Regions from separate parts of the Mus musculus genome. Here all the other regions are linked to region 3. The links are chromatin loops, found by intact Hi-C in ENCODE. Cell type or tissue: heart. All regions are shown on one strand. Each heading gives the region's core, and the rest is flanking DNA. Links, peaks and the distances in the headings are about the cores only.

Region 1 (4,846 bases), core at 509-4,508, 100 kb before region 3:
GGAGGGCAGAAAGAAAGACAGAGAGGCCAGCTGGGAATGTATGGGGACAGAGAGAGAGAATGGCGGGGGGGGGGGAGAGTAGAGAGAGGGAGAGAGAGAAGAGAAGAGGGACTGGGGTAGTGAGTAGTCCTCTAATACACTGCCAAGTCACCTGCACCTGGTGGTAGCAGCGGCGCAGGTAGTAATGGCGGCAGGTGATGACGTAACTGTTGCTAGGTCCCTGGGAGGAGTCTAGCAGAATTATCTGTAAGCCAACACAGTTGGTCTAGGGAATCAAACTCAGGTCATCAGGCCTGACAATGTGGACTTTACTCACTGAACCATCTCCCTGGCCCATGTCAGTTGTGTTTGTCATTCTTTTGTTTCTGGCCTATTGTGAGGGGAGTTCTGGACGGTAATGGGATAGGACTTTGTTTTTTTTGTTTTTTTTTTTTGTTTTGCTTTTGTTTTTGAGACAGGGTTTCTCTGTATAGCCCTGGATGTTCTGGAACTCACTTTGTAGACCAGGCAGGCCTCGAACTCAGAAATCTGCCTACCTCTGCCTCCCGAGTGCTGGGATTTAAGGCGTGCACCACCACCGCCCAGCTGGGATAGGACTTTGGAGCTGTGTCTTGGACTACCTTGGCTCTTGGTGTGAGTCTGTCAGTGTATCATTTCCATAGCTAGGGGGGCCCACACAGCTCCTAGGAACTGGAGGGTTTGGACTCTGGGTTTAGCTTCTTTGTTCCCTGAGGTAAGCAGCCCCCTTTCTTGATATATTGTTGTTTAGAGTCTCTTATTGTGAGGGGCTATTGTCCTGTCATAGGTTTCAGCTCTGACCAGTAAAAGATTCCACATCTGAACTGGGGAGCTGAACTTTGTTGGGTGTTAGGAGACAATCTCTACTACAACTTCTACACAATCATGGAGGGGCTCTTCCTCCTCTTCTGGCAAGTATGTGGCTGAATAACATAGCTGCCACTTTGGATGAAGGAAAGGCCCGATATTCCCTTAGAGAACACACTGGAATGGGCTTGTATCTGGAATGCATCCCGCAGAGGTTGGCAGGGCTGGGCTGTGGCTGAGGCTGGTGAGCGTTGCGTAGCTCACTACTTTCAGAAGATGGGATGAGATGGTCTTGCAGCCATCTTGGTTCCCTGTGATGCTGACAGTTGGAACAGTAGGGAGGCAGCATCATGTGAAAAGTTCCATCCCCTGGGGATGCCAGTGTGGGTGCTTCCTTGGTGTCTTCAGGCTTAGCAATCTTTGCACAACTGTGTGGGTTTGTATTAGGACTGTGCAGACCTTGTGACAAGAGTTCTGTAACCAGGAGCTGGGGGAGGTTATATGTTCCACTCCTTGTAGTGCATAGAGTGGGGTAGAAGGTGCCTGCTTTGCCAGCCTCCTCACCATGATTTAACCATGCTCGGTCACTGTAGTCTCCCCTCCCCCAGTCTGAAACCTGATTGTTCAGGGGTGGAGCTTCCTGCTCAATCATTCTGCCACTCCCACTGCTGGAGCCTGTCGCTTTCCTGTTCCGAAGCCATCACGTGGTCACCCTGCTACTGGACTCCGAGATTATTTGGTGGGAATCGGGCCCCCTTCCCCTGCTTCATAACTGCGTGTGGAACAGTAAAATTGAGCTTTGATCAGAATGCCTGTCTTAGCTGCATCATTTTCTCTCGTCGCCTAGCCCTTCTTCTCTTCCAGGTTTCCAAAATGCCTGTCCAGGCTAGAACCCAGGCTGTGATCTGCTGGCCAGACACAACAGGTCACCTCTGCTGGTCACCTCCTATTAATGGAATCAGATTCTGTAGCTGCAGGTGTATGGAGAAGGCAAGTGTGCTCACATTCATCCACCATTCATTCATTCATTCATTCATTCGTTCATTCAGAAGTTATAGACTCCCGTTTTAAATTCCCAGTCTGTCTATTTCTCCAGAGATCAGTACCAGTACCTCCTTGGTCCTCATAGGGGCTTTGGATGCAGTCCTCTGGGGTGAAGAGCCAGGCTGCACTGGCTCTTCCTGCCTGTCTCCCCTGGGAGGGGGCGAGTCCTTACCCGATCTGGACTCAGAGACTCTGATCCTGGGTGTCATAGGCATTTTGGCCGCTAGAAAGGGGTCCTGGAATCCCATCGGATATGTGGGTATGCGTTCCTCCTGGCTCCAGAGACCTTTGGTTGTCTGAGAGGCCCTGGAGAGGCAGTCATTCTTGATCAACTGGGGTCATGGTGAAGGACATCCTGTTAGGGCCTCCAGAAATGTTGTGGGAATCTTTCTGGAAAAAGCCACTCCAACACCAACAAGAGTGGATGAGAAGTGGTGTCACTGGTGGACCAAAGCCAGGATGGCTCCTGAAAGGTTTCCACCCCCAGACCATGTTTGTATTCTCATGTTATACTCCAAAGCCACAAGGTGGCGCGAGTGAGGTTTTTACAGAAGCCCCTTGGGAAGTCAGCGGTTGTTAAGGGCACGGATCCTTTGTTTAGACATTCTTTCCAGGTAGCAAGTGAAGTCATGCTTGGTAAACAGACAGTACGGGCAATGACTGTATCAGTCAACGGATCCTTCCTGCCTTATCATACTTCACCTTCACATTTGTGTTTGTCGCTGCATCATTCCCACTGCCTAGAAACTGGAACAAGCCTGGTGTCCCTTAGGGGATGACTGACTATGAAAATGTGATATAAATAGACTGTGAAGAGAGAGGAAAGCCAAATTTAGAGAGACAAACACTGAGTGTTTCCTCTCCTATGCAGAACCTAAATTTAATTTAATTTTTTAAAATTTTTTTTAAAATTTAATTTTTTTATTTTTTAAATTTTGTTTTGAAACATCTTAAAATGTGATTGATTAATTGATTGATTGTGTGTGTGTGTGAGAGAGAGAGAGAGAGAGAGAGAGACTGATTTTTGGCATGGGATCTTGCCATGTTGATACTCACTATGTGACCAGACTAGCCTCTAACTTGCATTGATCCTCCTGCTTCAGCCTCCCAAATGTCAGAATTACAGCCATTCACTGAAACTCCTGGTTTAACATTTTGTTTATAGATACACACGTGCGCGCACACACACACACACACACACATAATCTCCCTGACAAAATAGGTATGGTGGTGAGTGCTTTTAATCCTTGCATGTGGAAAGATTGGGAGTTCAAAGTCATCCTTTGCTACTTATGAAGTTTGAGCTACATGAGACCTCAGATCAAGAACCCAAAAGGAGCCTGGTGGTGGTACATACCTTTAATCCCAGGATTTGGAAGGCAGAAGCAGGCACATCTCTCTGGGTTCAAAGCCAGCTTGTTCTACATAGTGAATTCCAGGATAGCCAAACCAGGCTGGCCTTGAAATCCGCCTGCCTCTGCCTCCCGAGTGCTGGGATTAAAGGCATGTGCCACCACGCCTGGCTGAGAAACCCTGTTTTACAAAACAAACAAACAGGGCTGGTGAGATGGCTCAGTGTGTAAGAACACTGACTGCTCTTCCAAAGGTCCTGAGTTCAAATCCCAGCAACCACATGGTGGCTCACAACCATCCGTAATGAGATCTGATGCTCTCTTCTGGGATGTCTGAAGACAGCTACAGTGTACTTACATATAATAAATAAAATCTTAACAAACAAACAAGAAGAAAGAAGATGACTCAGGGGTTAAAAAAGTCACACTACCTTTGAAAAGGACCCAAGTTCCATGTCCAGTCAGTCTTTGAGGTGGGTGGGGTGGGATCCAACACCTTTAGTCTTTGACATTCACATGCATATATCACATCTGATAAAGACGCTACTCTGTGCTTCCCACATAAGCTGGGCAGTGTCTGTGGTCTCCTGAACTCTGATTGATGCTTCGACAGCTAACATGGCCTTCCCGCTAAGTGTCCAAGTTGATGCATGCCCAGCATCACCACGCACGGACAAACACATGTCCTGAGTTTTCCGGACAGATCGTCCATGGAGCCTGTAAGATTAACCTGACAGGACCTGGTCAGCTAAGGGACACACTGTTGGTAGACTTTGTCTTAACTTTGGATAAGTGTTCTGAGAGAAGCTGGGTGTGGAGAGGATGGGTTCATCTTACAGTGTCCACACTCAAAAGTGGTTGATATGCTTGCATAGCAGAACATCCCCAAGCTCCATTGTACCCTTCTCCCTTGGATGGGGCACAGACCCCACTACAGTTAGTGCTTGCCAGCCTTGTTACACGGTGAGGATGCATGGGGAGATATTGGGTGTACAACCCGGCACACTGGAACCTCCTCTTCAGCAGGGCTGGTGAGTTACTCTTCATGCCTCATGTGGCAGGGAGATGGGTCCTCACCCTCTCAAGCAACAGAGGGGAAGTAGCAATCACTTTCCACTCATTGTGTCCCAAGCTGACATAGTATGGTGCTGTTGACAGGGACAGCTTTACTCAGGCCACCACCTCTTCAGTCCTCTTCCTCTTAGCAAAGCTAAAGGCTGAAAGGACACATCTCATGTCCTTTGGTATCTGTGCGGCTCTATCCTTGTGAGTCCCAGGGAGTTGCAGATAAATTTAAGACTAAAAATCAAATAGGCCGGGACTAGAGAGAAGTCTCAACAGTTAAGCAGATGTCTGGCTGCACTTCCAGAGTACCGGGGTTTAACTTTCAGCACCCTCATCTCAAGGCAGCTGACACCTGTCTGTAACTCCAGCTCCAGAGCTTCTGACACCTTCACACACACACACACAGACACACACAGACACACACACACACACACGCACACACACACAGACACACACACACAGACACACACACACACACAGACACACACACACACAGAGACACACACACACACATGCATGCACACACACACAGACACACACACACAGAGACACACTCACCC
Region 2 (4,846 bases), core at 353-4,352, 180 kb before region 3:
GAGATCTGGTGCCCTCTTCTGGTCTGCAGGCATACATGCAGGCTGTGTACGTAATAAATAAATCTTTTTTAAAATTTGTGATCTAATATTCCTAAAATCAAATGCATCACTGGCACACTCACAGTTCAGTAGTACTAAGTACATCTACAACAGTGTGGTGTCCACACCTGGAAACCCCACATCGGGAGGTAGCTGCAGAAAGACCAACAGTCCAAGACTGGCCTCTGCTGCGTAGCCTGGGATAATGTGTGAAACTACAGCCCTCTAAACACCCTCACATTGTTAGGCAAGTAAGGTGTCAGAAGTGTTTCACCTTACAAAACTAAAACTGGGTGCTGGGGTTGTGCTTAAACCACCTTCCTGGATCCACCAGTGAGGGGCTGGGAGTGGGGCTTGGTGGTAGAGCATTTGTCCTGGGTAGGGCCCCAGGTTCAACCAGTTCACAGCTCTCCCTCCACCCTCTGGCAGCGACCAGCATTGTTTTTTTCATTTGCAGGGGTGATGGGTTCAATTTTTGGTTTTAGTTTTAAACAGGCCCTCACACATTAATTTAAGAACTCACTGTGTAACTGAGTGGGAAAAGTGACCCCATGACGTGATGCTTACAAGTGGTCTGTTTAGGGCAGGGGCATGAACCAACCTAGGAATTCCTGGAGGGCCTGAAATCAGATCCAGGAAGGGCAACTGAGAATTCAAGGGTAAGGAATGCTGACAACTTGCTCCACACTCCCTTTTCATCCTGTCTCCCCAGGATGCCCTGGACGCCCCAGCTAGGGTCTGACATCAGGCCCCATGCGGCTCACCCGCTGCTGGGCTGCCCTGGCAGCCGCCATCATCCTCAACCTCCTAGTCTTCTTCTATGTGTCATGGCTACAACACCAGCCCAGAAACTCCCGGGCCCGGGGTCCCCGCCGGACTTCTGCCATTGGCCCCCGAGTCACCGTCCTGATTCGGGAATTTGAGGCTTTTGACAACGCGGTGCCAGAGCTAGTGGATTCCTTTTTGCAGCAGGACCCAGCCCAGCCCGTGGTAGTGGCGGCCGACACACTCCCTTACCCACCCCTGGCCTTGCCTCGCATCCCCAACGTTCGCCTGGCTCTGCTCCAGCCAGCCCTGGACCGGCCAGCGGCGGCCTCGCGCCCGGAGACCTACGTAGCCACCGAGTTTGTGGCTCTAGTGCCTGATGGAGCGCGGGCCGAGTCACCAGGCCACCTGGAGCGAATGGTGGAGGCGCTCCGAGGGAGCAGCGCGCGCCTAGTGGCCGCCCCGGTCGCCACCGCCAACCCAGCGCGGTGCCTAGCTCTGAACGTCAGCCTGCGGGAGTGGACTGCGCGCTACGACCCAGCTCCCAGCGCGCCCCGCTGCGACGCTTTGGATGGCGACGCTGTGCTGCTGATGCGCTCCCGCGACCTCTTCAACCTCTCGGTGCCCCTGGCGCGGCCGCTGGCCACCAGCCTCTTCCTACAGACCGCCCTGCGCGGCTGGGCAGTGCAGCTGCTGGACTTGACCTTCGCCGCGGCGCGCCAGCCACCGCTGGCCACCGCCCACGCGCGCTGGAAGGCGGAACGTGAGGGGCGCTCACGGAGAGCGGCGCTGCTGCGCTCGTTGGGAATCCGTCTGGTGAGCTGGGAAGGCGGGCGGCTAGAGTGGTTTGGCTGCAGCAAGGAGAGCGCGCGCTGCTTCGGTACGGTGGCGGGCGACACACCCGCCTACCTGTATGAGGGCCGCTGGACCCCACCTTGTTGCCTGCGCGCGCTGCGCGAGACTGCGCGCTACGTGGTGGGCGTGCTGGAGGCGGCGGGCGTGCGCTACTGGTTGGAGGGCGGCTCGCTGCTGGGTGCAGCTCGCCACGGCGACATCATCCCTTGGGACTACGACGTAGATCTGGGCATCTACCTGGAGGACGTGGGCAACTGCGAGCAGTTGCGGGGTGCCGAAGCTGGCTCGGTAGTGGATGAACGCGGCTTTGTGTGGGAGAAGGCGGTGGAGGGCGACTTCTTCCGAGTACAGTACAGTGAGAACAACCACCTGCACGTGGACCTGTGGCCCTTTTACCCCCGCAATGGGGTTATGACCAAGGACACGTGGCTGGACCACCGGCAGGATGTTGAGTTCCCAGAGCACTTCCTGCAGCCACTTGTCCCCCTGCCCTTTGCGGGTTTCATGGCACAGGCCCCTAACAACTACCGCCGCTTCCTGGAGCTGAAGTTTGGGCCTGGGGTCATCGAGAACCCGGAGTACCCCAACCCCGCACTCTTAAGCTTGACAGGCGGTTGAAGCCCTGGTACCCACATCTGGGGCTAGGTGAACAGCAGGGTACAAGAGTCTGTTCTTGCCTCGGATTGTGTATGGATCTGAACCAGTTTGTGATTGGGTAGTGGGGCTGTGCACTGGAGGGAAGAAAAAAAAAGGGTGAACTGGCCAAGGAAGATTGGAGGGAACACACAGGACAGTTTCAGCTTTGGCGGGAAGCAGAACCCAAAGACTGGAGCAACTCAGCCTCATGAGGGAGGAAAGTGGTGGCCTTTGATAGAAAAGCCCAGGGAGTCTTTAGGGCTCTGCATAGTCTCTGCCCTATATTCCAAGAGCTGTAGGCCCTTGGAGAGTGAGATCCGGAGAACAGACGAGCCAGCCTCAGTCTACCACATACAACTTAGGTATCCCTGGACCAGTTAGTTACCCAGTCTGTTTCATTTGAGATACCGAATGCCTCCCTTTGTGTTTAGGATCCTCAGGACGCTTGGCTCCAGTGCTTGCTTCCTCCACTAGAGGGCACTTCTGTCCCGCTTCAGTTCGTGTTTGATGACCGCTCGCGGCTCTGCTTCATCACCTTCATCTCTGGTTTTCTTGGAGTGGCTCTGGGAGGTGGGACAGCACTGGCCACCTCCTCTCCTCCCCGAATGTGGCACTTTCCTTTGAGAGTGCTGCTTGATGTATCTGCTGCTTCTAACCCCATCTTGCTCTTGGAGGACTGACTGGGCTCTCTCTGGTTTGGGATCTGGCCAATGCATTACCTCTTTATTTCAGCCCTCTGCACCTGTTCCCCGCCTTCCCCCTCCCTTCTAGGAAGGGATAAACCTTCGCCATAGCTCACATTTACAAAGAGCTTTCGGGCTCAGGCATACACTCGGAAGTGACAGCTGCTATTACGTCCATTTTCCGGGGAGGAAAACTGAGGCCAAAATGACAGTCACTTGCCAGTAATCAGATATTTTAGGAAGTGGCTAGTAAGGGACTTGAATTCAGATCACCGTTTCAAGGCCCACACTTCATTTCCTCTCTAGGTTCTGCTGTAGAAATAGTACCCAAGTGGAGCCTTGCCATGGCTGTGCCACTCAAACAGGTTTAAAAAAAAATTCTCATTTAATTATGCATATAAATTATGTTCAAACCAGTCTGTATATTGTTAAATAAGACTTAAATTATGCTACTTTAAAGTTTAAAAATTCAAGACAAATAGAGCCGTTTGTTTCCTTGCTTCATTCTACAGCTTGTTCCACACACTCCCTGAATCTCCCCACACCCACCCTGCACCCCATGAGGAGCAGGAGTTTAAGGCAGGTGTCTAACTTTCTAGGCCAAACTGGCTTCAAACTTACGGTCCTCCTGTCTCTGCCTGTGGAGCGCTGGGATTACAAGTGTGCACCACAATATCTGGTCCAAAGGAGGAGGAGGATTTTTATTGGTGGTCCTTGACCCAACCTCTGTCCTTGCTGCAAATCCTAGGCGAGCCTGCAAGTCATAGCCCTCCCTCCTCAGTCTCCCTGGCGCTAGGGTTACAGGTCTGTGCCACCACGCCCTTGTCCCGGCTTTTTATTTATTTTTAAAGCACAGGAACAGGGATGTAGGCCTCGGGTTTTTCTAGCCTGCACAGGGCTTAGGCTTGGTCACTTGTACCACAAAATAATAATAGCTAACGATTACAGCAGCGCAGGAAGCCAGGCACAGCTGTATCCATCTGTGATCCCAGCTATTTAACTGCAGCTGACTGAGGCCGCATTATCTCCAGCCCAGGCTGTTAAGGCCAGCCTTCGACACAGCCAGATGTCTCAACCAAACTAAACAAAACCACCAGGAGTGGTGGTCTATGCTCAGCCTCAGCACTTGAGAGGTGACAGCAGGAGGAGCAGTTCAAGACTCAACTTCATGGAGAATTCTAAGCCGGCCTGGGCTACAAGGGTCTCAAGAAAACCATACTATTGGTCCAGGTTTAGTGGCGTATATCTTTAATCCTAGCACTCGGGAGGCAGAAGCAGGAGGATCTCTGTGAGTTTGAGGTCAGCCTGGTCTCCAGATGAGTTTCAGGATAGTGGGGGCTACACCGGGAAACCCTGTCTCAAGAAAAGGAGGAGGGGGTAGTCCCAATGGGGAAAGTGCTAACTGCTGGTTAATTTGTCAGCTTGACACAGGCTAGGGTCTTCTCGGAAAAGGACCCTTGGTTGAGAAAAATCAGAGTGGCCTGTAGGAAAGTCCGGGAGCATTTTCTTGGTTAATCGATTGGTGAGAGGACCTAGCCCACTCTAAATGGCGCCCCCAGGTGGTGGTCTGGGTTTGGTAAGAAAGCAAGCGGAGCAAGCCAATGGGGCATCCTCCAGGGCTTCAGCTTCCGTTCCCGCCTCTTTATTCCTACACTTACTTCCTTAGTGACAGTGACCTGAGAGTTGCAAGGAATAAGCCCCCTCATCCCCAGATTGCGTTTGGTCCTGGGTTTTTTATCACAGCAATAGAGACCGACCTAGGATACTGTTGAAGCATGAGACTTGAGTTCCAACCCAGCACCCAGGTGACCTTACAAGGGGCTCAGAGAAAGACAGACAAGCTGCTCTTGCAGAAGACTCAGGTCCCG
Region 3 (4,846 bases), core at 494-4,493:
CCAGGATGCAGCTACTACCGCCATACCTGCACGACATTAACATTTTTAAAGAACACTGGTCAACTTTTTGTTTTGCTTTGCTTTAAATACTCTTCAGTGAGGGCTCATCTAATACTCCTGCATGACTAACCTCATGGTTTGCACATTAGCCAGATCGTGCAGGTCTAGTGCTACACCTTTCCAGTCCAGCATGTTAGGAGCCAAGGGGATAGATGCCCCTCACTTCTGCTCAGGGGAACTTGTAGAGGAGGGAGGGAGGGAAGAAGGGAGGGAGGGAGGGACGGGAGGTCTTCAGGCTCCACCAGAAGAATTAGAATCTATTGTTAAACAAGAACCTTTGGGGGCCAAGATATAGCTCATTGGTTAGAAGCCTGGACCACTCTTGCAGAGGACCTCAGTATAATTCTGAGCACCCACTTCCTTACAGAGACAGAGTGTACTCCATCTCTGCTCAGATCTAACGCCTCTGACCTGCGCTCATGTACACACCCACCCACCCACCTGTACCCACCTGAAGGCACATACACACTACTAAAAAACCAAAACAAAAGACTGAAACTAAAACCAATTAACCAATTAACCTTGAATGGTCTGCAACCACACTGAAGTTTCACAGGCTCTTCTCTAACTTGACTTCCAGCTCTAAATGCAAACACTCACGCCTGTGATTTTACAGGGAGCCAGATGGAATTTACTAACCTGTCAAGTCCAGGTAGGTCTTCGGAAACACTCGTGGTGATGAGCTGCCCCCTAGTGTTCATGCTTGGTAATTACACTTAACCATAATCGGGAGCTGGGGGCGCTGCAGGAATGTGAAGACCCAACTCACAGATGGGATTATAAATTAGTTCTGCACGTCAACTTCAGGGACTGTCAGGGCAACCCAGCCTACATCACTAAGCAACTTCACATCTAAAAGTGAAGTTTATTGGGCTCAGTCATAAAGGCGTCCCCCCACCCCACTGTAATCCTGAGAACATAGTTGGAGGTGCTGGACCCACACAGTGAAAGGAGAGAATGCTCAAAAACTGTCTCCTAACTTTCACTCACATGCAATGGTATGTGGGCGCTCCACCCCCACAATAGATAATAAAGATCACCCAAAAGTGAAGTTTAAATTTATATTATATTTTAATTTATTTTATGTGTGTAAATGTGTGTATTTCTGTGTGGTAAGAATGAAGATCATGAGACAACCTGGGGATATTTCTAAGACTTTTTTTTTTCTGAGACCGTCTCCCATTGGCTAAGAACTTCACTGAGTAAGTTAGGGTACTTGGCCAGCAAGCTCCAAGGGTCCCATTGTCTTCCCATCTCACCAGGGGCACACCACCAAGCCCACAGAAGAATTTACAAAAAAGGAGGCAGAGGAAGAGACCCAAGATATAGGGGGCGTGGACTCAGTCTAACTTCACTTTTAAACAATATTTTTTTTCAGTGTGTGTGTGTGTGTGTGTGTGTGTGTGTGTGTGTGTGTGTGGTGCGCGCGCGCGCGCATGAGTGCAAGCTCCTGCATATAAGTACCAATGTCTCTGGAGGCCAAAGGCTTTGATCCCCTCTTGCTGTAATTCAGGTGATTGTAAGCCACATGATGGCTCACAAACATCCATTAACTCCAGTTTTAGGATATCTGGCACCCTCTTCGGACCCCACTCACAACACATAAAATAAAATAATCTAAAAATAATAATAATAAAAGGTTTCCAGAAAGTCGCCCATTCTCCTACTCAAGAGTCTGCAGTGGTAGATTAAATAGTTCAATGTTTTTCCCTCACATTTCTTACTTTCGTCACCACCAATCCATAGCATAATTGCTTCGTAGATTTGTGTCTCCATACTCTGTCCTTCTATCTCACCGTGCATTTTAAACCTTCCCTCAAAACCAATACCAGAGTGAGATCTTGCCATTCTCTGCAGTGGAGAATCGTCCACACCTTCATCGCAGGTGACCTGGGACTTCCTGTAGGGCAAAGACTGTGAACGGGAGATGCAGGGCATAAGCTGGGTGGTACCCTGAGCATCTTCTGCTGGTTTTATATCCTCGTGGAAAAAAACACAGACATTAAGAAATTAGGTTTTCTACTTCAGGGAACATAAACTAAAATCAGAGAATAAGATGTAAAAATAACCATACAAAGGAAAACAGGTCTAGCAATGGAGGTCGGTGGCAAAGCCTTCATTCCCCAACACAGATGAAGTCTTAGGTTTGCTCTACGTCATTACAAAGAAAACAGGGAAACAGCGCCACCTATGGGAGAATGTGGCTACCCACAGGCTGGGTTATCAGGCTGGGTTGATAATCCACAGTCTGGAATGGGTCTAGGCATCAGATATTTTGGATCCTTCCCACAGGCTGCTGCTGGTCCTGATGGGGATTCTTTGGCGATGAGGAGTGCGGCTTCAGCTAATAGCTCTGAGCTAGGGGTACATTTGAGTTAGCTGTTGATTATGTTCATTGGGCACGAGCCTGTCTTCTGTCCCTGGGGAAAGCAGAGGAACCTACAATAAACTCTGGCTGGTGTATTTTTTAAAAAACTCCCACGTGAAGCATAAAGTGAAAAGATAAGGTATGTTCATTCAGTGAAATGTTATATGGCAATAGAAACAAACAGGGGCCCCTTTCCTTCTTATTCATAAGCCAGCCCAGCCCTTCTGTGACCTCCCTGCCTCGGGCCACCAGACAGGCAGCAATCTGCCCCACCCCACAACACTCACCCTGCTGGCAATGTTGTTGTTTTGGCTTTAGTTTGTTTTGTTTTGTTTTTGTTTTCAGACATGTTCCCATATACTCGAGAAATGCCTAAAACTAGGTTTATTGTGGAGGACTCCCTTGGTGTCCTCATCCTGCTGCCTCAACTTCCCATGTGCTGTGATTACAGGGGTGGACCACAGAAACAAACCAAGTGACCAAATGTTCAATAGGAGGCAAGAGGATTTCCAGGTTCAGTTCAAAGCCAGCCGGACCTACATACGGAGACTCCATGTCAACAATAATAGGAATAGCCAAGGGGGGTGACAGAGGACGTTAATCCCTTTAAGTCCCTGGACTTTAAGCACTCCAGAAGCAGAGATGGGCATCCTTTGAGCTTGAGGCCAGCCTGGTATACATAGCAAGCAAGTTTCAGACTAGCCAGGGCTGCGTAGAGAGACCCTGTCTCAAAACTAAATAAATTAATGATAAAATACATTAATGATAAATTGTGAGCTTGAAATAGAACATAGCCATATACACCTATAATTCCAGCACTGATTACACAGAGGCAAAAGTGTTAGAAGTTCAAGGCCAGCCTTTGTACTTGGAGATACTGTCTAACCAAAAACTATAAAAATGAAAAAATAAAAGTAAATTGTATGCCGCTAATATGACTCATTGGATATGTTGACCAGGCTGGCCTGATATTCACTAAGTAAACCAGGCTACACTTTATAATTTGTGATGATCCTCCTGCCCCTGCCTCCAGAATGCTGGGGTTGAAGGCAAAAAGATCTAAAGAGTTCAAGGTCTTCCTTGATTACAGAGCAAGTATGAGGCCAGTCTGGGATATAGGATACTTTGTCTCAAGTCTGGGATATAGGATACTTTGTCTCAAGTCTAGGATATAGGATACTTTGTCTCAAGTCTGGGATATAGGATGCTTTGTCTCAAGAAATCAAACGGAGGCTGGAGAGATGGCTCATCAGTAAGTGTTGGAATGATACTTTTGTACACTGTGTGAAGGTGTGTGTTTATCCTTCTTTACCTACCTAAGGCACCTCCTGATTGGTTCAAATAAAAAGCCATGGCCTATAGCAAAAGGCAGGATAGTAAGATGGGACACCTGGCAGAGAGAGAGGAACTCTGGGGAGAGAGAGAGAGAGAGAGAGAGAGAGAGAGAGAGAGAGAGAGAGAGAGCCAGAGAGAGAGCCCAGGAATTCACCACCCAGACTCAGAAGTTGGATGTATGAAACTGAGGAGAGGTATTAGCCATGTGACAGACATAGAATAGCATAACCAGGTTAATATAAGTTACGAGCTAGTTGGGGAACAAGCTAAGGTCAAAAGCTTTGCAAAGAAATATAAAGGTCTCTGTCTCTGTCTCTGTCTCTGTCTCTGTCTCTCTCTCTCTCTCTCTCTCTGTTGTTGCCCCAGCGTGTAAGCGCTCAGCTACTGCTCTCCAGCACCATGCCTCCATGTCAGCTGCCATGCTCCCCACCACGATGACCGTGGATTCATCCTCTGTAACTATATGCAAGCCCCCAGTTAAATGCTTTCCTTTCTAAGCTGCCTTGGTCATGGTGCCTCTTCACAGCAACAGAAAAGTAACTAAGGTACAGGTGATACACGGAGTTAGATGCTAGCCTGGGAGTCAAAAGGCAAACATGAAAAAAATATATATCAGGACTAGAGAAATGGCTCAGAGGTTAAGATCACTGGCTGCTCTTCTAGAGGTCCTGAGTTCAATTCCCAGAAACTACATGATAGCTCATAGCTGTCTATAATAAGATCTGATGTCCTCTTCTGGAAGTTGGACATATGAAACTGAGGTTACCAGCCATGTGGCAGACATAGAATAGTATAAACTTAATATAAGTTCCAAGCTAGTTGGGAAACAAGCCAAAGTCTATGGCCTAGGCATTTATTTATAAAACACAAGTCTCCAAGTCATTATCCGGGAACTGGGTGAGGGTAGAAAAGCCCAAGGTTACAAGTAGGAGACAAAAGATTCAGAAGAGCACATCGGAGATGATGTTATTCCAACGGCACATATGGAGATGGGTGGAGATAGGGCAGGGAAGGGAAAGGCTGCTCAACATGACCAGTATGAAAATGCTATCCTGAGTCCCCAAAATCTAGGTGTGGTGGTTC
Region 4 (4,000 bases), core at 1-4,000, 160 kb before region 3:
GCATGCCTGTAATCCCAGCACTCTGGAAGCAGAGGCAGGCGGATCTCTCAGTTCAAGGCCAGCCGGCTCTACAGAGCGAGTTCTAAGACAGGCAGAGCAGTATAGAAAAACCCTGTCTTGGAAAACAAAAACAAAACGGCCGGGGGAGAAGGCTGTAGTTGTACAAACATGAGGACCAGCGTTCAATTCCCCATAGCTCTGTAAAAATCAGACACATAGTATACAATGTCTGTAATCCTTAGCACCATTACTGAGAGACGGGAGGGAAAAACAGACAATCTCAAATAGGTAGGAGGTGAGGAGGGACACCTGCAGGTGTCCTCCGACTTACACACACATTGCACTGTCACCTCACACACAAAGAAAAGAAAAAATGACAGAAAAAAAAAAAAAAAGACTGAGTGAAGGAGGCTGGAGAGATGGCTCAGTGATTAAGAACGGTGGCTGCTCTTCCAGAGACCCTGGGTTCAACCTCCAGCACCCACATGGTGGCTCAGAGCTAACGCTATAGACCCAGGGGAAACCAAACACCTGGCCTCTGTGGGCACCCGGGAGCACTGCAGACATGCGTTCAGGTAAAACACTGATACACAGAAAAAATTTTTTTTAAAATAAATTAATTAAAGATTAAGAAAGAAAAGAAAAACTGACAAAAAAGTAAAATTAAAAAAAAAAATGTGTCCACATCAAATGACCCCAATCATAATACAGGTCTTCAAACACCAATACCCACTCCCAGTTCCCTTTGTTATATTTGGTAACAGGGCTCACCTAGAAGAGGTCCCGAAAGCAGTGGCCAGGGGTGTCATGATGCCCCACAGGAATCGATAGGGATTTTTGCGGGTGAAGAGGAAGTAGATGAGAGGCAGAACCAGGAGCCCGTGGATGGCGTGGCCCAGCAGGCAGCACAGAATGTATTTGCCGAGGCTGATGAAGAGCTGGCGGACGTCTTTCATCTCCACAATCTTGCTGGCCACCAGGAACAGGATTCCAACGGGTGCGTACCTGATCATCATCACAGAGACTTATTGCCGCCGCCGATCATGGGACTGTCACAGCCATGCCCCGTGCGCAGCACTTCAGCTGACCACACTTCCCAACCTTTCCTAGAAGTCTGGAGTTACTCAGAGCACCACTCCAAGACTGGTGAGAGCCTCAGATAAAATTGTAGACACAAAGATAGCACAGGTATGAAATAAAAGCCCACGCATGCGCACACGTTCCCATCCCTACCAGAACGGCGACCTCAGATGTAGACTTGACAGTAAAGTAGGGAAAGAAGCACCCACCACTCTGAGTTGTTTGCTGCCTGGTTTGCTTGTTAAAGCAGCTGCTGTCACTCTCAGTTAAAAAAAAAGTCTCTGGGTCACTCTAACTCACAGGTCTGTGGCACTTGCAACATACCCCCCACTTAAGCCTTTGATCTCGGATGACTGGCGGCCCACCAGACACTTTGTAACTTAAGCTATGAGGATCAAAAGTCCAAGGCCAAGAGCTGGAGAGATGGATGGATGGCTCAGCCGATAAGAGCACTGGCTACTTTTATACAGGATCCAGGTTCCGTTTCTAGTACCTACCCGGTGGCTCACAACAGCCTAGAACTCCAGCTTTAGGGGATCTGTTGCTCTCTTATGTCCACAGGCCCTGAGTACACATGGTGCACAGACATACATGTAGGCCAAACACTTATCCACATAAAATTTAAATACACACACACACACACACACACACACACACAATTCAAGGCAATAAAACCCTGTCTCAGAAAGTAAAAAGAGGGCTGACAGGTGTGGCTCAGTGGTAGAGCCCCTGCCTAGAATCTCCCAGTGAGGGGCTGGGCAGTATGGTTCAATGGTAGCTCAAAGACCTGCTTTTAATCTTCACCACAGAATAAAGAAAATACCAACCAGGCAAGGTAATGCTACTAACCTCCAGGAACTACAACAGGATGAAGGGAGACACTAGCTGGGAGGCATTTGTACACAGTCCCACTGCTGGTGCGACAACCCTCCCTGTGTCTATCCTACAGCCAAGACTCCCAGGGTGCACTTGCTGTTAGCCTGGTTTCCCAATACCTTGCAACCATGGCTGGTTGTCTCCTCAGTTCCTTGTCCTTTACACAAAAGAAAGGCACCTGTGCAATAAGGGAGGGGAGGGCCAGCTGGCCAAGTCCCAGCCACTCAGACGCGCCCAGGAATTTTATAAGCACAAATGCTTAAATAAATATTTGCCATTGTTTACTCTGAGCATGGGACAGAGCAGGCACTGGCATGAGAACATGTGTTAACCCTGCTGTGACCTCTGAAGCCGCTGTCACGGCACCATCTTCTGCAGAGAAAAACTGATGCACAGGAAGTTAAGTCTAACTTAGAGTAGTGCTCAGAGCTGGGGAAGAGCAGTAGCAGGGAGGGAAACCAAGCTGTCTTGGAAGCCTTGCCTCTGCAGCACCGACCATCTTCTTACTGATCAAGACACACTAAGGGGCAGGGACGTGGCTCAATGGTAGAGCCTAGAAACACCCCATCCCCTGAGCCCCCACTGAGGGGCGGGGTGTGTGTGTGTGTGTTGTGTGTGTGTGACTCAGCCAAAGAGTACCTAGCAATTACTTGGCTCTGGGCTAGATCCCTAGTTCCACACACACAAACAGCGCTGAATGTGGTGGTGGGTGCCTGTGTTCCCATCACTTAGGTCCAAGAGTAGGAGAATTCTGAGTTCTAGGCAAGTCTAGGCTACATAGTGAACCCTAGTTCCAAAAATCTACAACAAAAAGGCATACCCAATGAGCATAGCTGTTTTTTGATTTGGCTTTTTTTTTTCCCAAAGATTTATTATTATAAAAAGTACACTGTACACTACAGCTGTCTTCAGACACACCAGAAGAGGGCGTCAGATCTCATTACAGGTGATTGTGAGCCACCATGTGGTTGCTGGGATTTGAACTCAGGACCTTCAGAAGAGCAGTCAGTGCTCTTCCCCACTAAGCCATCTCGCCAGCCCCTTGTTTTGGCTTTTTTATGCAGAGTTTCTTTGTGTAGCCCTGAACTCACAAAGATCTGCCAGCCTCTGCCTTTCAAATGCTGGCATTTAAAGGCATAGACAAAAACTTAGCATTTTGTTTTGTTTTTCTTGAGACAGGTTTCTCTGTGTAGCCCAGGCTGGCCTCAAACTCAGAGATTCGCCTGCTTCTGCCTCCCAAGTGCTGGGATTAGAGGTGTGCGCCACCACAGATCTGCGCATTTTGCTTTGTTTTTTAATATAGTGTCTTACAGTTTGCCTCACTACTTTGGTAGTGGTTCTGTAGAACAAACTAACCTTAAACCCACAAAGATTCATCCACTTGCCCCTGTTTCCTAATATTACAGGCATGTGCCACCATGTCTGGCTAAGATTTTTCCACTTCATTCTATGTGTATAAGTGTTTTGGCTACATGAATGTCTACTCATCATGTGCATATTTGGTGCCCTACAATGCCAGTACAGGGGGTCTGCCCCTGGAACTGGAATAACAAACAACTGTGAGGCCACCATGTGGATGTTTGAAATCAAACCTAGGTCCTCTGGAAGAGCACTGAGTGCTGCTAACCCCCAAGCCATCTCTCCAGCCATTGGAAAGTTACTTTTCTTAAAGTTTTTTTTTTTTAAGATTTATTTATTATTATATTTAGGTATTGTACACTGTAGCTGTCTTCAGACACACCAGAAGAGGGCATCAGATCTCATTACAGATGGTTGTGGGCAACCATGTGGTTGCTGGGATTTGAACTCACGACCTTTGGAAGAGCAGGCAGTGCTCTTAACCACTGATGCATCTCTCCAGCCCCAGGAAATTCTATATGTTGGAAATCGGGGGAGTTGTTGTTGTTATTACTTTTCTTTTTTTAAAAAATATTTATTTATTTATTTAATGTAAGTACACTTCATATACACTTCAGACACACCAGAAGAGGAGTCAGATCTCATTATGGATGGTTGTGAGCCACCATGTGGTTGCTGGGATTTG
Region 5 (4,830 bases), core at 1-4,000, 280 kb before region 3:
ATGAAGAAAGATGCAGGCTGAGTTGCTAACGTGTGCAGGCATCCGGGGAGCAGAAGACAGGAAAGCCCCAGGACATAGCAAACACCGGGCAGAGGAAAGACAGGGTGGGGCAGTGGGTACTGACCTACCAGACCCACCGTTTGCGCTGAGGCGACTCCCCACCCCACCCCACCCCCAGCCCACAGAGAAGCCTGAGCCCGCTGAGGCTCCCAAAGCCTCGTGTGGAGCCACCCTTGGAGATGAGTTTGTCAGACATTGTTAATCCTCAAAGGGCTCCAGCACCCCAAATACACTCCAAACCGTGTTCCAACCCCCAGCATAAAAACGTGGCTAGCCCCACTGGCTGCTATAGTGGGAGGGGACAGCACAAGGTCCCTGTGAGGCTGAAAGAAGGGTGTGGGGGACAAGGGCAGGGCCCAGGCTCAGGGAGTGTGTGGGGTGCTCATGGTTATATGGCCAGGCTCCGGGAGGAGAGAGCCAGGATGGAGGAGACTCAGCCAGCCTGTGTGATCTCGGGCAGCAAGCACTATCATCTTTCTATAAAGAGGTTGACAGGATGGGACTTCAGTGTCATTTCCTGCCCAGTGCTTCTGAAATGATTGTGTAAGGTCAATTTGAAATTCATCTGAAGAGGCATTTGGAATGCCATTAAGCGTTGTGTCGGCAGAAAGCAAGTGCCCGTGAGTTGTGGATCCTGTTATCACAACGGTGTGTTGGATAGGGGAGCCGGCTGAGAGGTGTTGACAGGACAGCTAAGGGCTAGAGATTGTCTAGTGGAGGAAAAGAAAGCAGAGAGACTTCTTGGAGTACTCAGGAGTACATGGAACACAAAGTCACCATCTGACCCTTTCTGAGCCTCGGTTTTCACATCTGTCAAATAGACACGACAAGTGGAGAGCACAGATGGATGCTGCCCTCCACTCCTCCCCCTGCACCCCAGCTCCGAGGGACACTCACCATGAGAGGCAGGGAGCACACGGCCATGATGACGGTCATGAGGGCCAGCAGAATCAGGTGGTAAACTTCATCCTCTCGTGCCCGAGAGGTCGGTACAAACGAGCCATGGTGGCGTCTCTGTTGGCGGTACATGTGATAGAGGCTGAGAGTGACGGAGCCGTTGCAGAAGAAGATGGAGGTCACCAACAGGGCCATGAGACTGGCGTAGGCCAGGGAGAAGGCACAGCCGCCAGGCTGGGCGGAACGCATGCGGATGAAGCACCAGCTCCCTGGGCAATACTGCTGATGCTCGCCCAGGCCCAGCAGGGGCAGTGAGCAGAAGAGGCAGCAGAAAGCGTAGATGGAAGGCAAGGCAAAGCGGGCGCAGCGCGGCCCGTCCAGCTGGGCGTACAGGTAGGGGTGACTGAGTGCCAGGCACCGCTCCACAGCCATGGCAAAGAGGATGAGCGTGGAGGCCAGGCCGAAGAACGTCATGGCGAAGGCGAAAGTGTCACACAGCATCGTCCCACCGTGGGCCAGGCCCAGCAGAGAGCTGTTTCGAGCATAGGCCACAAACACTGCAGGGCTCAAGAAGCACGTGCCCAGCAGATCCGTCACCGCCAGCCCAGTGACCAACACCGCAAAGGCCGATGGGTGTGACCTCCGTCGGGCACCCAGGATGCCCAATGCCAGCCCGTTGCCCACTACACCAGCCACGAACATCAGCGTGCTGGTGGCAGGTCCTACCGAGTCTTGAACGTAGGTGATATTCCAGCAGGAGCCTGCCATGCCCTGCCACTCTCTGCCACCTGCACTGAGAGGGCTCCCAGGAGTGACAGAAGGGGGTCCAGGATGTCCATCGCTGGCCATCATCTTCATAGGATCTGGGATCTGCCAGTCAATTCCCAGTTGCCCGTGTGTTTCTGTCTTTTGTTTCTGTCTTCTCCTGTGTCTGTCCCTCTCCTGTTTCTTTCCTTCTCTGTCAGGTCCTTGTCCCTTTGTGCCTCAGTGTTCCCTGTCCCCTACCCCCTGTTCTTTCCTCTACACTTCTCTGTCACCTCCTTGACATTTCTGCTTTCTAGACCCTCCAGCACCTCTGCCTTCTGAAGTCCCTCAGTCTCTCCTGTCTGTGTGCGAGTCTGTGTAGATCTCTGTCAGCTTCTCCCTCCTAGGGCCCGCCCTCCCCCTCCCTCCTCATCTTGCCTCCTCGCCCCAGCTTTTTTCATTTCCTCTCTGCCCCGCCCTCCTCCCCCTGTGCTGGTCTCCAGAGGCCCCCTCGGGCTCCCTGCCTGCTTTCCCTGGCTTGTACCCCATCTCCTGCTCTGAGTATCCGTCTCTTGCCTCTGCCTCTCCTCCTGCCTCTTCCTCATACAGTCCACAGCACAGTCACCTGCTGCCACCTCCACCCCCACTCAACCTTTTCTGTTTTTCATACGTGCCCCCTCCCCAGCATCTCATCTCTATGTCTGTCTGTCTGTCTCTACCTCTGTGTCTGTCTGCCCCACCCCTCTCCAAATGCATTCATATCTAAGTCCCTCTTCGTGTTACCTAGTATCAGAACCTCACCACCACCACCACCACCACCACCAACCCAAGGAAGCCAGACAGGTCCTAGTGCTGAGTGGTTCTCCAGCTTAGCCATGGCCTGAACTGTGTGTGAACAGCCTCTGAGAGCTATTCTGGGCTTCAGGCCCTGGGGTTAGGCCCTGGCCCTGGGATTGAGAAATGACCAGGAAATTCCCCCATGATGTAGTGTTTTCCAGACACCATGGAGAGTCCTGGTCCCTGGACACAATTCACTCCTTCCAGGAGTTGAAGAAGGAGGCCGCCTGACCAGACCTCATCCATGGGCTCCTAGCTCAGGACGCACAGTCCATGCATGGTCTGCAGTTCACAGGGCTTTGGTGACCCACCATTAAAGGTTGACCTTTACTTCGCACCATAGCACTTCCAGGCCCCAGTCACCGCTCACGACACTGACTTCCGATACTAACACTTTGGCGATGGATAGCCATCTCAGGCTCCAGCTCTGCTCCCACACACAAGGCTCCACCCATCCTCCCTCAGCAACACCCTCCCCCGACCATGCCGCCTCCCTCAGATCAGTGTCAGCCCAGCTGTCAGTACAGAGGTGATGGGACCTTCACTGACTCCACAGTTCCTGCTGGAGGGTCAGAGGGGACCTTAGAGACCCCAGTCACCTTGTGTGGCTTCCTTTCCTTTCTTTTCTTTTCCTTTCTTTTCTTTTCTTTTCTTTTTTTAAAAAATCTGTTCTTGCTGCTGCTGCTGCTGCTCTGCTGTTTTTTTAAACAGATTTCACGTGGCCAAGGCTGGCCTCAAACTTTCTATGTAACCAAAAAATGACCTTAACCTTAAAAAAGCAAAAAGATTGTGTGTGTGTGTGTGTGTGTGTGTGTGTGTGTGTGTGTGCTTGTGCGTGTGTGTATGGGTGCACCCATTTCATGGTGTAGAGGACAACTTGCAGGAGTCTCAGTTCTCTCTCTCTTCCCCCACCCCGAGTCTGTCTGTCTGTCTGTCTGTCTCTCTCTGTCTCTGTCTCTCCACCCTGTGGGTTCCTGGGATAAACTCAAGTGTCTGCTTGGCATCAAGGCCTGCAAGCTTTGTTTTCTTTTTTCTTTTTTTTTTTTTCCTCCTCTTTTCTTTTTTTGAGACAGGGGTTCTCTGTGTAGCCCTGGCTGTCCTGGAACTCACTCTGTAGACCAGGCTGGTCTCGAACTCAGAAATCCACCTGCCTCTGCCTCCCAAGTGCTGGGATTAAAGGCATGTGCTACCACTGCCTGGCAACACCCTTGTTTTTCAGGGAAACTGTTTTAGTAAAAAGGTTACACATCCATTTGACTTTCATTTCTGTAGCAATGTGACCCATCACCTTCTGATGCATTATGGCCCTGGGCAAGGGGTGGCTCACCCTAGTCTCCTCCTCCATGATATGGGTCCCAGGCATGTGACTGAGTGTATCCAGCATCCCACCTGCCGAGGAGCAGGGAAAAGGCCAGTACAGAGATGTTCCAAGGGCAGGGGAGTTCCTGATGCAGGGCTGGACTGCAGGCAGCTGCTGCCTTTCCCTCTCTGTGTCCACCCGCCCCCCCCCCCCCCCGTGGTGACCACATCTTCCTATCACCCATGCCCAGCTGCCACCCAGCTGGCGTTCCTGGTTTCCGACAGGATGGATCCCCAGTACCAGCTGCCCTGGGGATCCCCAAAGGACCATCCAGGCCTGCCCTGGGAAGTGAGGAACCTCGTGGGGTGAGGGGTCTGGGGTGGGAGACTGTGAGGGGCAGGCCTGCAGGCCATGTGGTCCCTGTCACGGGCTCTGATTCCCAGGCAGAGCAGAGGGACTCAGGAAGTCATATCATATTAATGAAGGATGATGCCTGGCAGGCTTGGCGTCCTGTCTCAGTATCAGGGGAGTTTGGAGGAGGTGGGACCTCTGCTCCCGGAGCTTTCTCCTGCTGACTTCCTGTCCCTATCACCATCACTTACTATTTGGGAAGTCCCCTGGCTCTTATGCCCGGGGACCTTGGACAAGCCCTCACATTCTCCTAGGCCTCAGTTTCCCCTCTTAGACCTCTAGGAGCCATTACCCTGTGGGTGCCAGCCTCTGTTCCAGGTGCCTCTCCCTGCTCCTAGGTCAGAAGTGGATAGCTTGGGGTGTGGAGCTGTGCGCTCCAGAAGTGTAGTTAAGAGGATCAGAAGTTCAAGGTCTTCCTCAACTACACAGTGAGTCCCAGGTCAGCCTGGGCTGTACAAGACTTTCCCCCTCAAAGGGCAGAGTCCAAACAGAAGCAGGTAGAGAAGCCATAGCTCTCTCCTGAGGAGGGGGCAAAGGGACCCTGGGATCTATGCCAGGGTTACCCATGGCTCTATGTGTCC
Region 6 (4,846 bases), core at 502-4,501, 260 kb before region 3:
TGGAGGAGGGAGGGCCAGAAGGACAGGGCCACAGGTGCTTGATCAGAATCTTCTCATCCAGGTGCCCTCACCCCCTGGGGGATAGAGCCTGAGCCAGGAAGGGGGGCCCCTCCCCAGGCCAATTAGCAGCGACTCCAGGGAGAACTGAGAATTAAGATCTCGGCGGGAGGGGCACAGAGGAGGCCTCATTAGGGCCTCAGCAGCAGCTGCCCCCTCTGCCACCCTCAGGGACCCACCCCCTCTCCAGCCCTGACTGCCTCAAAGGCTCCTCTGCTCATTAGCAGGCAGGGGAGAGGGTTGGGGCAAGCCAACCCAGCCAGCCATTCGGAGTGGTAGAGAGGGTGACAAGTGAAAAAGCCAAGGGAGGGACAGAGTGACAGAAATGACAGGCATGAAGAAGGAAAATAGACTGAGGATGGAGATAGAGGTACTGGGGGAGAGATGATGAGGAAGAGGACGGGGGGGGAGGGGGGAGGAACAAAAGGAGGAGTAGAAGCAGCTACAGACGGACCAGAAACGGAGGAGATAGGAAGACGGAGACAGGAGAGGAGAAACCCAGACAGAGAGGGACATGGCAGGGTTAGAAGAGAAATGAAGCAAGGAAAAAGGAGAGAGATTGGGAGGCACAGGCAGAAGGAGAGGACAGAGGAGAAGACGGAGACACACGGAAGTATAAAGTCATTGATTCTCTCAGTCACCCATTCACTCATTCAGTCCCACAGGGACAGATAGTGGCCATCTAAGCAGCTACCAGGACCCGGACAGGAGCTTCCTACCTACCTGTTGCAGCTCAGGGCTGGGATGGCTGATGGGTGACAGAGGCTGACAGAGGCAGTGGCTGGTCCTCTTCCCAGCCCCGCCCCCTCCCCCGGGGTGCAGCCCCTCAGGACCGCCTTCTCCTCCTAAGCACCACCTGTCTCCATGCCCTGGGTCTGTCTCTGAGTCCTCTCCTTGCACTGATGAATCTTCCTCCTCCTCCTCCTCCTCCCCCTCCTCCTCCTCCTCCTTCTCTCTCTCTCTCTTTCAGCCATTCCTGTTTAGAGCCTGTCTTTCTCTGGAGTCCCTCTGTCACACTTGCACTAAAAGACGGGCCCTCCAGGTGTATACGCTCATGCACACAAGCCTCTCCTCTTCCCACTCAGCCTCCCACTCTTTCACAGGCCATCAGAGTAGCAGCCTCACCCCATCACAGCACATCACAGCACACAGACTCAAAAGTCGCTCACACAGGGATGCATCCTATTTTGCTGGGTCACTGAGTAACCCAGTCCCGCCCCACCCCCCACCCCCCCACTTAACCCAACACACAATGACAAAGGTCCTTAATATACCTGCCCACTGCTGACACTCATGATTTCTCACAGCAGAGGTCACTGCACAGTCAGGCACAGTATCTTAGAGAGTCAAATGTATACATTGTTACCTACCAGTGCAGCTTTAACTTCTCCTGAAGTTCGCATTCACACTGTCTTGGAGTCTCACACAACCACATACTGGTTCAGCCTCACTGCCAAGCGCTCCATTGCCTAGTGTGACAGAGAACCACGTGCTTTTCTTTCCAGGAGCGCCTTTGTGTGGTCACATTTACTCCTGGTCAATTTCCTGATACACAGTGGCCCACATTCTCCCTCCCCATACTGTGTCACATGTTATTACTATCATAGCGGCACAGTGTCTTTTGGTATCATACATTGTTGACATTTGATAACATGGTCTTTTACACACACACACACACACACACACACCATTGTGGGCACAGCCTTTGCTGGGCCTTGAAGTCTATACTACAAACACTTGTCACACTCACTCACTCACTGTTTCTCTCTTCTACATTCAACATTCCCTGTCTCGCAGACCCTGTAAACTCACCTCTGCCACCCAGAACAATCACACACCTTTGCACAGGCAGTCACAAACACAAGCCAACCTCTCAGCGTCACACGTGGTCACCCAGTTTCTCAGGACTCACCAGTGTGGCAGACATACTGTCTCACATCCACACAGTTGGCCACACTAGGTCCCTCTCCCGAGCCTCCCTCTTGCATTCGATCATTTGATCACTTGGGCATTCCAGCTCCCCTGACTCTCTACGCTCTGTAACACGCGTGGTCACCCTTACATGTGGTCAGACTTACGAACAGTCTCCAGGCAGGTCCTCTCTCAGGTCCAATGCCATACACAGTGGCCCACAGTCTCGCTGATAAAGTGTAACAAGTATAACATGGTCAGCCACACATCACACCTACTCTAACAGTCCCACTGAACCCCTTCTTGTCATTCCTAATCTCACCTTGTCACACAGTCACACATCATCTGCTGGCGTCCCACACCACCTCTGAGGCGTGCCCTTACACTGGCGTGGGTCGCACCACCTCTGGACGTCGCATCCAGACCACAGCATCGCTTGCTTGCCTCGCCGCCATCAAGGACTCCCTATTGGCCACACGGTGGCGCCCGCGAACCAAAGTCGCTGCAGGAGCTCAAGCAGAAGAAGAGGCGAAGACTAGGCGTCCCCGTCCGCCCAGCAGAAGATAGAAACGGGAGATCTGGGGGACCCAAGAAGGATAAGAGAGGGAGATGGCTCCCTAGGAAGGTGAAAGTAGTGAGGGATCAGAGTGAGAGGACGGAAAATGGGACAGAGAACTTCAGAGGGCGGTGAGAACTGCAAAGAGAAACAGAACTAAGTTCACAGAGAGACAGACGAAGGATAGATGATGGATGCACAGGGAGAGGCCACAGGAGACAGATACACAGACTGAGCCTTGGAGACAGACACTCAGAGACCGAGTCAAGCCTGCCAAGAGACAAGAGAGACAGAGGGAGCCTTCCCCGCTGGACCACACGGCGGAGGCCGTGCCTATAGGGAGAGAGCATGCTGTGGGTGTGATCAAGGGAGGGGCTTTGTGGGGTGTGTTGAATGGGGCGTGGCCTGGAGGGATGTGAGGGCGGGGTTTAACGTTCCTTTTCATTCTGGCTCTCTGGGATGCTGGAACCCTGGGCAGGGGTGGAGTAAGGAGAAGCGTTTCTTTTGCAGACAGCTCAACCCTATTTTCACAGCCTGCCCTGGGAAGCCAAACTGGTGGGGAAAGATACCAGCCTCTGATAGTTCCCACCTGGCAGTACCGGAGATAGACTCCAAAATCTCGTATGTGCTAAGCAACCACTGAGCTGTATCCCATGGCCCTTTTTAACTTTTTCATTTTGAGACAGTCTCCTATAGTTGCGCTAGACTGGCCTTGAACTTTCTCTGTGGCCAAGGCAGGCTTTGAACTTGCGACCTTCCTGCATTGGCCATTCCAAGGGAGCTGGGATGACAAGTCAGAGCCACCCTGATAGCTTTTTGGAGTTGGGAGTATGGAACCCTGGCTCCCTGCCCCCCCTCCCTCGTGGGTTCACAGGGCCAGGTTGGAAGGAGAACACGGCCCACATCTGGAAAGTATCAGGCGCGCCGGACGTGCCAGGGCCCGGGGCCGGGACTGCGGAAGGGGGAGGGGAGCCAAAGATTGGTGTCTGCCGGCGCCTAGGAGGGGCCTGGGCGCGCGCCGAGCCCGGCGCCTCCCGCAGCTGGTTTTCATCCCCAGATCTGGCCTCGGCCGCCACTGGGGAAGAAACCCAGCTTACTTAAAGCTGGAAAGGCAGGGTGACAGCCCCGTCTCCGGACCAAAGGCTAGAGGAAGGAGGATGGAGGACAAACAGACACGGTCTGGATAACCTCCAGCTCCCTCCTAATCTGCAGATTTACATTTTACGTATTTATTTTTTGTGTGTATGGGGAGGTGTGTGCCAGTGCCACAGCCTTGGTGTGGAACTGAGACCACCTTGGGAGCCTCGGTTTTCTCCTTCCATCATGCGGGTGCCAGGGTGGAACTCGGGCCCACAGGCTTGGTGCCAAAGGCCATCTTCCAGCTGAACCATCTCGAAGTCCTTAATCATTAAGCATCTTAAAGTAAGTCCAGAATCCAGTTTCTTCCCACAAACTCAATTCAGCTTCGCTATTTTCTTGGCTTCCTCAGCTGGCTTCTGCCTTCTGCCTCTGACCCTGTCAACATGTTCCTTGTAGAGAAGTTTTGAGGTGTTTGTCTAGAATCAAGTCCCAGGGTACCTGTAATCCAGGCACTGGGGATGATGAGCCTGGAGGACCAGAACTTCTGGAATAGCCTGGACTACACAGTAAGTTTCCATCTCAACTGGTGCTAGAAAGTGGACCAGCCTAAAAGGGGGGGTGGGGGAGGGGACTGGGGGTTGTATTTTAGCTGGTAAAGGGATTCCATTGTGCAGGAAACCACAGGTAAAACAGATACCAGTAATTCAAGGATTCAGCATGTGGCCAGCCTTGGCTACATAGCAAAATTTTTTTTCATTTTTTTCAAAGATGTGTTTTATGTGTACGAGTGTCTTGCTTCTATGTATGTATTATGTATGTGCACCATACAGGTACCTATGACTAGTTATGGACCACCATGTGGGTGCTGGGAACTGAACCCACGCCTTCTGCAAGAACAAAGTATTCTTAACCACTGAGCCATTTATCCTGCCCCCAAAACTTTTTATTATTTTTTTTAAAAAATAGTTATTTTATGAGTGTTTTGCTTGCATTGCATGTATGTCTGTGTACCACTTGTGTGTCCGGTGCCTGAAGAGGTCAGAAGAGGGTGTTGGGTCCCCTGAAAGTGGAGCTGCAAATGGTTGTGAGTCACCATGTGGTGCTGAGAATCAAATCCCAGTCCTCTGCAAGAACAGATACGCTTAACGGCTTAGCCACATTCCCAGCGACCACAGCAAGCTTAGAAGACGATCAGAAGAAGAGGTACCATGGGGCTAGTGAGGGGCAGGCCAGGAACTCACC

Evidence for each region. A loop is a pair of places that touch in the nucleus more often than their neighbours do. Peaks named below come from ENCODE experiments on the same cell type or tissue, not always from the same donor. Only the 100,000 strongest peaks of a DNase experiment are listed, where the experiment ranks them.
Region 1: a loop joins it to region 3, with 7 times the contacts of the local background. A loop is called at or near these places in 25 of 42 quality-filtered maps.
Region 2: it touches region 3 in a loop (3-fold over the local background); 13 of 42 quality-filtered maps call a loop at or near these places.
Region 4: it touches region 3 in a loop (4-fold over the local background); 11 of 42 quality-filtered maps call a loop at or near these places.
Region 5: a loop joins it to region 3, with 5 times the contacts of the local background. A loop is called at or near these places in 5 of 42 quality-filtered maps.
Region 6: it touches region 3 in a loop (2.2-fold over the local background); 4 of 42 quality-filtered maps call a loop at or near these places.

The regions. Positions count from the first base shown.
Region 1 is chr7:16,726,347-16,731,192 of GRCm38, reverse strand. No RefSeq gene overlaps it. Among named protein-coding and RNA genes, the nearest start is that of Ceacam9, 6.8 kb to the right of the region's middle. In heart, for the core only: a CTCF peak has its summit at 2,384 (motif pointing right); DNase peaks (open chromatin) are centred at 1,482 and 2,282; H3K4me3 peaks cover 1,037 bases; H3K27ac peaks cover 1,690 bases.
Region 2 is chr7:16,807,882-16,812,727 of GRCm38, reverse strand. It overlaps Fkrp (fukutin related protein), which reads left to right. Exons shown (of 3, transcript NM_173430.2): 3 at 752-3,461. The coding sequence starts at 793. The coding sequence ends at 2,277. Among named protein-coding and RNA genes, the nearest start is that of Strn4, 5.6 kb to the left of the region's middle. In heart, for the core only: a CTCF peak has its summit at 2,758 (motif pointing right); DNase peaks (open chromatin) are centred at 1,037, 1,797, 2,757, 3,837 and 1 weaker place; H3K4me3 peaks cover 1,527 bases; H3K27ac peaks cover 1,184 bases; H3K27me3 peaks cover 1,891 bases.
Region 3 is chr7:16,625,711-16,630,556 of GRCm38, reverse strand. All of the region lies in intron 2 of Gm29443 (predicted gene 29443), which reads right to left. Among named protein-coding and RNA genes, the nearest start is that of Gm24708, 3.5 kb to the right of the region's middle. In heart, for the core only: CTCF peaks have their summits at 760 (motif pointing left) and 2,256; no DNase peak of the experiment used is centred there.
Region 4 is chr7:16,790,652-16,794,651 of GRCm38, reverse strand. It overlaps Slc1a5 (solute carrier family 1 (neutral amino acid transporter), member 5), which reads right to left. Exons shown (of 9, transcript NM_009201.2): 6 at 772-1,005. Among named protein-coding and RNA genes, the nearest start is that of Slc1a5, 11 kb to the right of the region's middle. In heart, for the core only: no CTCF peak of the experiment used is centred there; no DNase peak of the experiment used is centred there; H3K4me3 peaks cover 752 bases; H3K27ac peaks cover 463 bases.
Region 5 is chr7:16,903,764-16,908,593 of GRCm38, reverse strand. It overlaps Ptgir (prostaglandin I receptor (IP)), which reads right to left and starts at 2,104. Exons shown (of 2, transcript NM_008967.3): 1 at 958-2,104. The coding sequence starts at 1,809. In heart, for the core only: no CTCF peak of the experiment used is centred there; DNase peaks (open chromatin) are centred at 1,473, 2,203, 2,653, 2,893 and 2 weaker places; H3K4me3 peaks cover 750 bases; H3K27ac peaks cover 1,897 bases; H3K27me3 peaks cover 1,661 bases.
Region 6 is chr7:16,889,801-16,894,646 of GRCm38, reverse strand. Gng8 (guanine nucleotide binding protein (G protein), gamma 8) reads right to left here and starts at 2,861. Exons shown (of 4, transcript NM_010320.3): 1 at 2,291-2,861; 2 at 2,136-2,197. In heart, for the core only: a CTCF peak has its summit at 2,440 (motif pointing right); DNase peaks (open chromatin) are centred at 2,456, 2,906, 3,486 and 3,946; H3K4me3 peaks cover 3,284 bases; H3K27ac peaks cover 2,165 bases; H3K27me3 peaks cover 1,741 bases.